2 separate regions of the Homo sapiens genome follow, and region 1 is linked to region 2. Evidence: read pairs that join two places in POLR2A ChIA-PET (ENCODE). Cell type or tissue: Panc1. All regions are shown on one strand.

Region 1 (4,000 bases), 130 kb before region 2:
CAAGAAAATACTTGGTCTTCCGTGGGTTAGATTCAGTTTGTATGTGTGAAATTGCACTTTGTTTCACATTTCTTAATGCTTGTTGATTTGTTAGTAAGATGGTAATAGAATAGAGAAAGAGATTCTTCTGTAACTGTGGTTTTTTAGATCACTCAGTAGCATGCCCTAGACATGGCCCTACACGGCTCTATTGTATTTATGGGAGTTCTGGCTTTATGCTTTGTGCATGGGAGGGAAATAGTGGTAATTCAGTGTTTCTAGTACTTGTTTATTAAAGGGAAATGGGAAGGAGAAAATTTCTTGCTTTCAGTATGGTGAAAAAGATTTAGCCTACTGGGTGGATACCTAATAGGTTTTATGCAAATGATGTAATTGACTTTTTGTGGAAGTCTACCTGACATGCCTTACTCAAGTGATTTTGCATGTGTTTTTATATTATGTTTTTATATTATGAATATATTTCCCCACATGAAGTTTGCATCTCTTCGGTTGTTTATTTGTTTGTTTGTTTGTTTTTCTTTTTTGAGACGGAGTTTCGCTCCTGTGGCCCAGGCTGGAGTGTAATGGTGCGATCTCGGCTCACTGCAACCTCTGCCTCCCAGGTTCAAGCAATTGCTTGCGTCAGCCTCCTGAATGGCTGGGTCTACAGGCGCCCACCACCATGCCCAGCTAATTTTAGTATTTTTAGTAGAGATGGGGTTTCATTATGTTGGCCAGGCTGCTGTAGAGCTCCTGACCTCAGGTGATCCACCCACCTCGGCCTCCCAAAGTGCTGGGATTACAGGTGTGAGCCATCATGCCCTGCCAGTTGTTTTTTTCAATTTTTAGTTTCTCCCAGCACCTTTGTAACTCTTTTCCCTGACATTGACATTAACATCACTTGTTAGAACCAAGTCATCACCAGAAGAAATGATGTTAAGGAACATCACCACTAAATATTTATCTTAAAAACGGATATAGGCCGGGCGCAGTGGCTCATGCCTGTAATCCCAGCACTTTGGGAGGCTGAGGCGGGCAGATCACCTGAGGTCAGGAGTTTGAGACCAGCCTGGCTGACATGGTGAAACTCCATCTCTACTAATAATACAAAAATTAGCCAGGCTTGGTGGTGCACTCCTGTAATTCCAGCTACTCGGGAGGCTGAGGCAGGAGAATCGCTTGAACCCGGGAGGTGGAGGTTGCAGTGAGCTGAGATTGCGCCATCGCACTCCAGCCTGGTCAACAAGAATGAAACCCTGTCTCAAAAAAAAAAAAAAAAAAAAAAAGTTAGCGGGGGGTATAGCATTTCCTATAACTTGGGAAAAGACTATTTGAGGTTTTCTGAAAATTCAGATTTTTTAATAGATTATCATCTTCTGTTAATATGATTTTCTCTTTCATATGTTTGTGCCACTATAATAGGAATGCCATAGAGCCTAAAACTTGTAAGCAAGTAACTTTGTGTTTATTTTCTGACCTTTTTAGTGCCTTCCATTCATTTTCTATATTAGGCCAACAGGTTGTGTGCCCCTTCTCTTGAAACACATACACACACGACCTAATGGAATTCACAGGGTACTAATTAACGGATGATTGAAGAGAAATGAGCCATATGAACTGTTTTAAAGTTCAGAAATCTCTTTCCCACAGCCCAAGTGGAGTGAAGGCTCTTTGAGGGAAAGTGAGGCCAGACTATGACTCAGGTCAGGGCCTATGGAGCACTGCATAGATGGGGACATTTGCAGTGATCTACCTAAAGCTAAGCTAGCTTTAAGTGGAAGTCTAGCGACAGCAGTTAATTGTTTAGTATTCACTTCTAGGAAAGAATGTCAAGTTCTTGATTTCCTCATACGAAGCTATGGCAGTTTTTTATGTTTGTTTTATTAAAACTGTTCACAAACCACTTATGCTTTCCTAGCACTCTCAGTAGTTTGCTTCCTTTTACCTTTCCCCCACCCCCATCTCTTATCCCACTTCCCTACCCTGAAGACTTCTCTAGCAGCTTGGAAACACTCTAATTACTGTAGCTATTATAGTCACAACCCAGATCCTCCACCTCCTTCTCTCTCACCCCTTTCTTTCTTCCCCCCTCCCCTTGCTCTAGCAGCAGGAGTTGAACTGCAGTCTCATGAGCACAGTCAGATCTATGAATGAGCTTTATATCTTGTCAAGGCAGAACTCCAGATCCAACAGGGCTAATTTTTCATGGTTCTCTTGCTGTTTGTTCTTGGATCAGAGTCCCAGAAATAAGAGATGGCAAATACCTGTCAGGTCATATCTAGTCCATCACTCAGGGGCAAACCTAGGATTTTTCTCTTGTCTCTGTGAGAAATTTTTCCTTCTTTCTTTTGCAGGTGAGAGCTGTCTGATGCCAGACAAGCTCTGAAACTGCCTTCTTTTTATTGTGTTCTCTGGTCATTAGTGTCTGGCCAACTTCTTTGGGGTTTTTTTCTTTTTTAATTCCATTTTTCAGGAATACTTCCTCCCAGCAATATCTCTACCCCTTCTTCAGTCCTTTCTTCTTGATTGTGGGCATCACCTTTGTGGATTCCTTTTGTACCATCAGTTATCTATGCCAGAAGTATCACTTTTCTGACCTTTGCCACAAGTGTCACTGTGGCCTGCTTTTAAGGAGGTACATTTGATGAAAACACAGGACATAAATTCTAGCAGGTGGTAATTAATAAAATACTTTAGAAAACATGTGCCTTAGCCCGGTGCGGTGGCTTACGCCTCTAATCTAAGCACTTTGGGAGGCCGAGACGGGCGGATCATGAGGTCAAGAGATCGAGACCATCCTGGCCAACATGGTGAAATCCTGTCTCTACTAAAAATACAAAAATTAGCTGGGCATGGTGGCGCACGTCTGTAGTCCCAGCTACTCGGGAGGCTGAGGAAGGATGATTGCTTGAATCTGAGAGATGGAGGTTGCAGTGAGTGGAGATCGTGCCACTGCATTCCAGTCTGGCAACAGAGCAAGGCTCTGTCAAAAAGAAAAAAGAAAATATGTGCCTTAAGTAACCCCTGTACTATATGAACAAATGTTGCTTCTTCTGTTCTAACACTTCTCTTTATGTGGATGAAATTTTATTTTTCTGTGTCTTTGTTACAGTTAAGATATTGTCTAAGAGTGTTATGTTTTCTTTACTAGTATGCTTTTTTTTTTTTTCTTTTTTGAGGCAGGGCCTTGCTCTGTCACCAGGCTGGAGCATAGTGACACAATCACGATCACAGCTCACTGCAGGCTCAACCTCCTGAGCTCAAGCAATTCTCCTACCTCAGCCTCCCAAGCAGTTGGAAGTACAGGCAGGCGCCACCACACCCAGCTAATTTTTTTTTCCTCCCTCCCTCCCCTTCCTCTCCTTCCTCTCTTTCCTTCCTTCCTTCCTCCTTTCCTTTCCTTTCCTTTCTTTTCTTTTCTTTTCCTTCCTTCCTTCCTTCATTTTCTCCTCTCTCCTCCTCCTTCTGCTTCTCCTTCCTTAAGACAGGGTCTCACTCTGTTGCCTAGGCTGGAGTGCAATGGTGCAATCACAGCTCATTCCAGCCTCAATGCCACCACACCTGGCTAATTTTTTTGTGTGTTTTTTTTTGTTTCGCTGCATTGCCCAGGCTTGTCTTGAACTCCTGGGCTCAAGCCATCCTCCCACCTTGGCCTCCCAAAGTGCTGGGATTATAGGCATGAGCCACTGTGACCAGCCCAATTTTTAAATTGTTTTTGTAGAGATGGAGTCTCACTATGTTGTGTGCCACTGCACTCCAGTCTGGTTGCCCAGGCTGGTCTCAAATTCCTGGACTCAAGCAGTCCTCCTTCCATGGTTTCCCAAAGTGCTGGGACTACAGACATGAGCCACAATGCCTGGCTAGTATAGCTTTTCAAAGAATAGAGGGGAAAAAATCATAGAATTGAGAGTCATAAAACCCAGATTCTGATCATTACTGTGCCTCTAATTAGCTGTTTGTCCTTGTGCAAGTCATGCCCCTGTTTTCATGTGCCTCATCTGTGAAATGAACACATTAGACA
Region 2 (4,000 bases):
TTTTTTTTTTTTTTTTTTTTTTTGGTTTTTGAGAAGATATCAAACAAAAAAGTAAAAAATTTTAAAAACACCTAATTGCATTAATCTCTGCACCCTCCCTCCAAACCAAAACCAAACCTGTTTTTTTTCTTTTTCTTTCAGTGATGGACTGTCATTCACTCAGATTTAAGCTCCAAAGACTGAGATGTTTGTCTGTTTGTTCATAGCTGTATTCTCAGTGCCTAGACTGGTGCCTGGCATGTATCAGTTGCTCAGTAAATATTTGTGCAGTAAATCATCTCTCAGCCATCTTAATCAGAAATTCTAATCATACCTAATTCCTTTACTGATTACCTACATGTCTGATGCCTTGCAAAGTCAAATTGCTTAAAGGTCCTGAATGTCTCTTGGGTTCTTCCCTTTATCCCCCTACTTCTGATCATTCTTACTTATGTTTTTATTCCTAGGAGCCCTCCTTTTCAATCTCTCTAGTTTACTCCCCTCCTTCTATTAATTTTACCTTTGGATATACAGATACAATAACATCATACCCTTTCTTTCATTCCTCAGTGGCTTCTTAATACCTGCAAGGTTAAGTCCCAATTTAACTCTCCCTGTACTCTTTAACCAAACCAAGCAGCTTGTTGTTCTTTAAATACATTGTGTTTGTTCATGCCTGTGTGCCTTTGAAGAGGCTGTTCCTTCTGCCTGGAATATGCTTTCTTCTTTTCTTGGGAAACTACTACTTATTCTTTAGGTCCACTCCAGCATTGAGTCATCCCTATTCCCTCTGGCAGTTATTCCCTGGGCAGGATACTTGCAGTCCTTTGTTCACTTCTGTTATGATTATTTGTTTGCCAATTAATCTAATCTAAAATGAAACTTCGTGGCCAGGCACGGTGGCTCATGCCTGTGGTCCCAACAGTTTGGGAGGCCAAGGTGGGCAGATAAGTCCAGGAGTTCAAGACGAGCCTGGCCAACACAGCGAAACCCCATCTCTAAAAAATAGAAAAATTAGCCAGGTGAGGTGGCTCACGCCTATAATCCCAGCACTTTGGGAGGCCAAGGCTGGCGGATCACGAGGTCAGGAGATCGAGACCATCCTGGCTAACACGGTGAAACCCTGTCTCTACTAAAAATACAAAAAATTAGCTGAGCATGGTGGCGGGCACCTGTAGTCCCAGCTACTCAGGAGGCTGAGGCAGGAGAATGGCATGAACCCTGGAGTCGGAGGTTGCAGTGAGCAGAGAATGCGCCACTGCACTCCAGCCTGGGCGACAGTGCGAGGCTGTGTCTCAAAAAAAAAAAAAAAAAGAAAAAAAAAAACAGAAAAATTAGCCAGGTGTGGTGGCAGCACGCCTGTAGTCCCAGCTCCTCGAAGGCTGAGGCACAAGAATCACTTAAACCCGGGAGGCAGAGTTTGCAGTGAGCCAAGATTGTGCCACTGTACCCCAGCTTGGGTAACAGAGCAAGATCCCATCTCTGAAAGAAAGAAAGAAAGCAGGGATGGCGGGGGTGGGGGCGGGAGAAGAGGGAGGGAGGGAGGGAGGAAGGAAGAAAGGAAGGGAAAGAAAGAAAAAAAAGAAAAATTAATGGCCTCTCTTAATTTTTATAAGCTCTATATGTTAAGTATGTTCTACAAAATTCTAAATTTATATAGTCTTTGTTATTTGGTATTTTGGGTTTTGTTGGTCTGTTTTAGAAGAGGTTTGCTCTAGGGAGTTGTTGTAGAGCGAAATTTAGTTTATCAAGGCTTGACTGCTTTATGATTTCAGTTCTGCTTCAGAGTATATTTGTACTGAAAAATCAGAGCCATTTTATGATGCAACTTATGCAGTTCAGCCATCACCTTCTCCCATTTGTTCCCCACACTGCAAATCTCTGAGTCCTCTGTGTTATGCCTCTTCCTTACCCAACAGGTTGCCAAGTCCTGTGATTTGGCCCTCTTGTTCCTGATGCCACCACTCTAGTTGAACATTGCCATTAATTTTTTATGTAAAATAATTTTATTTTACAATAAAGCCCTTTCTTCCCATGAAACCTAGAGCATAAAGTGGGAGGAGAGCAGTGATGGACGATGAGGCTGAGGAAGGAGACAAATAAATTGTTATTGCATTTACTGAGCATGAACTGAAGTGGACAGTATGCTAAGTGGTCTACGGGTCTCATCTCTTCTATTCCTAACAGCCAGGTAAGATAGTTAAATCCCCATCTTACAGATGATGACACACTCATGTGGAAAGTTTAAATCACTTGAGGAAGGTAATAGAGCTAATGAGGGTAGAACTAAGACTCATACCTAAGGATTTACCAAAATTAATGTGCAAATCAAGATCTAAAAATAAATAAAATTATTGAACAACCTTTCATTGTCCTTTTTACAAAAGATGAATGTGCTTAAGCAGAGGACTACTAAATAATAAGTACCCTCTTTTCTGTCTGACATAGCACCTTGAGTTTTATTGAGCTCAAACATTTAAGTCCAAATTAATCATATTTGAGAAGAATTTTCACACAGTGATCCTATTGTCTAGAGTATTCTGCTAAATGGGAGCATACCAGAAGACTACAGATAGGCAAACGTTCAAATTTTCAAAATTGCAGACCATACGTGGTGCTTAACAGTGATCTTCAGCAAAATCCTAGAACAGGATATAAACAAATCACTTGTGAACTACTTGTTCTCTCCTTCCTTGGCCTTCTAAGCTTCTTTGCAGTAGCATAGTATAGTGGAAAAGAGAATAAGCTTCAAAGTCAGACATACATTGGTTCAAATCCTGACCCTGTCACTTAATAACTAGGTAATTGCAGGCAAGTCAGTTAACCTTCCTGCAGCTCTGTTTATTTTCTATCAAAAAAGCTATCATTTACTTCAAAGGAGTGTTATGAGATTTAATAAGATAACATGTAGAACTCCTGGCACACAGTAGGCATACAATAAATTCTAATTATCTTCCCTTCATCTCATCATGCTTTCCTTTACCCAGTACAGTTTAGCTTTTGGGCCCTACTTTTTTCTGCAACTAGAACTTCTTGCTAAGTTTATTTAACACTAGCCCATTTTCTTCTTTAAACTTCATTTCCCCTTGACTTCTTATGACAGTGTTCAGTTTTGGTTCTTAATTCTTTAGTACTGTATGGGTTCTGGCACCAAATTGTCTGAGCCTGAATCCCAGTGTCATCACTTAGTAGTAACCTTGGCTAGGTTAGTTATCTAGCCCCTCTAGCCTTGATAATTCATCTTTAAAAGCAGGTTACTAGTAGTAATTACCCCAGAGGGTAGTTTTAAGGAATAAGTGAAATGCACATAAAATGCTTTGAAAAGTGCTGGGACACACACAGGAAGCAATAAATTAAAGTTTGCTTTTATCGTTATGATGATTATTATTTTCAGACTTCTTTGTGGTCTTTTCTTCCTGGATTTACTCATTTAAATGTTGATGTTCCTTGGGTTCTCTCAGATTGCCTTCTTTTTTCTCTCCAGTCTCTTCAGGCTGTCTTACCCAGCAAGCTCATGACTCATGACTTCTATTAACTACTGCCCTGACTTTTCTTTTTTCTTTCTTTTTTTTTTTTTTTTTTTTTTTTGAGACGGAGTCTTGCTCTGTCACCCAGGCTGGAGTGCAGTGGCGTGATCTCGGCTCACTGCAAGCTCTGCCTCCTGGGTTCACGCCATTCTCCTGACTCAGCCTCCCGAGTAGCTGGGACTACAGGTGCCTGCCACCACTCTGGGCTAATTTTTTTTTTTTTTTTTTTTTTTTTTTTTGTATTTTTAGTAGAGACGGGGTTTCACTGTGTTAGCCAGGATGGTCTCGATCTCCTGACCTTGTGATCTGCCCACCTTGGTCTCCCAAAGTGCTGGGATTACAGGCGTGAGCTGCCGTGCCCGGCACTGCCCTGACTTTTCTTCTGAGTTCCCATCCTTTGCATCCAGTTGCCTATTTAAAACTCATACCTAAAGTTGAACTTGCTTTCTCGCTTTTATTCCACCAATAATTTGCCATTGTTGCTGTTGCTACTG

What was found. ChIA-PET counts read pairs that join two places held together with the same protein. Peaks named below come from ENCODE experiments on the same cell type or tissue, not always from the same donor. Only the 100,000 strongest peaks of a DNase experiment are listed, where the experiment ranks them.
Region 1: POLR2A ChIA-PET joins it to region 2 with 23 read pairs; 10 of 35 experiments call an interaction of 5 or more read pairs at or near these places.

What each region holds. Positions count from the first base shown.
Region 1 is chr15:64,464,875-64,468,874 of GRCh38, forward strand. The region is part of intron 1 of ZNF609 (zinc finger protein 609); the gene reads left to right. Among named protein-coding and RNA genes, the nearest start is that of ZNF609, 6.3 kb to the left of the region's middle. RefSeq lists an enhancer at 1-3. In Panc1, no CTCF peak of the experiment used is centred here; no DNase peak of the experiment used is centred here.
Region 2 is chr15:64,599,174-64,603,173 of GRCh38, forward strand. All of the region lies in intron 2 of ZNF609 (zinc finger protein 609), which reads left to right. The region is part of intron 3 of LOC101930091 (a long non-coding RNA gene); the gene reads right to left. Among named protein-coding and RNA genes, the nearest start is that of OAZ2, 100 kb to the right of the region's middle. RefSeq lists a silencer at 183-383. In Panc1, no CTCF peak of the experiment used is centred here; no DNase peak of the experiment used is centred here; H3K27ac peaks cover 1,064 bases.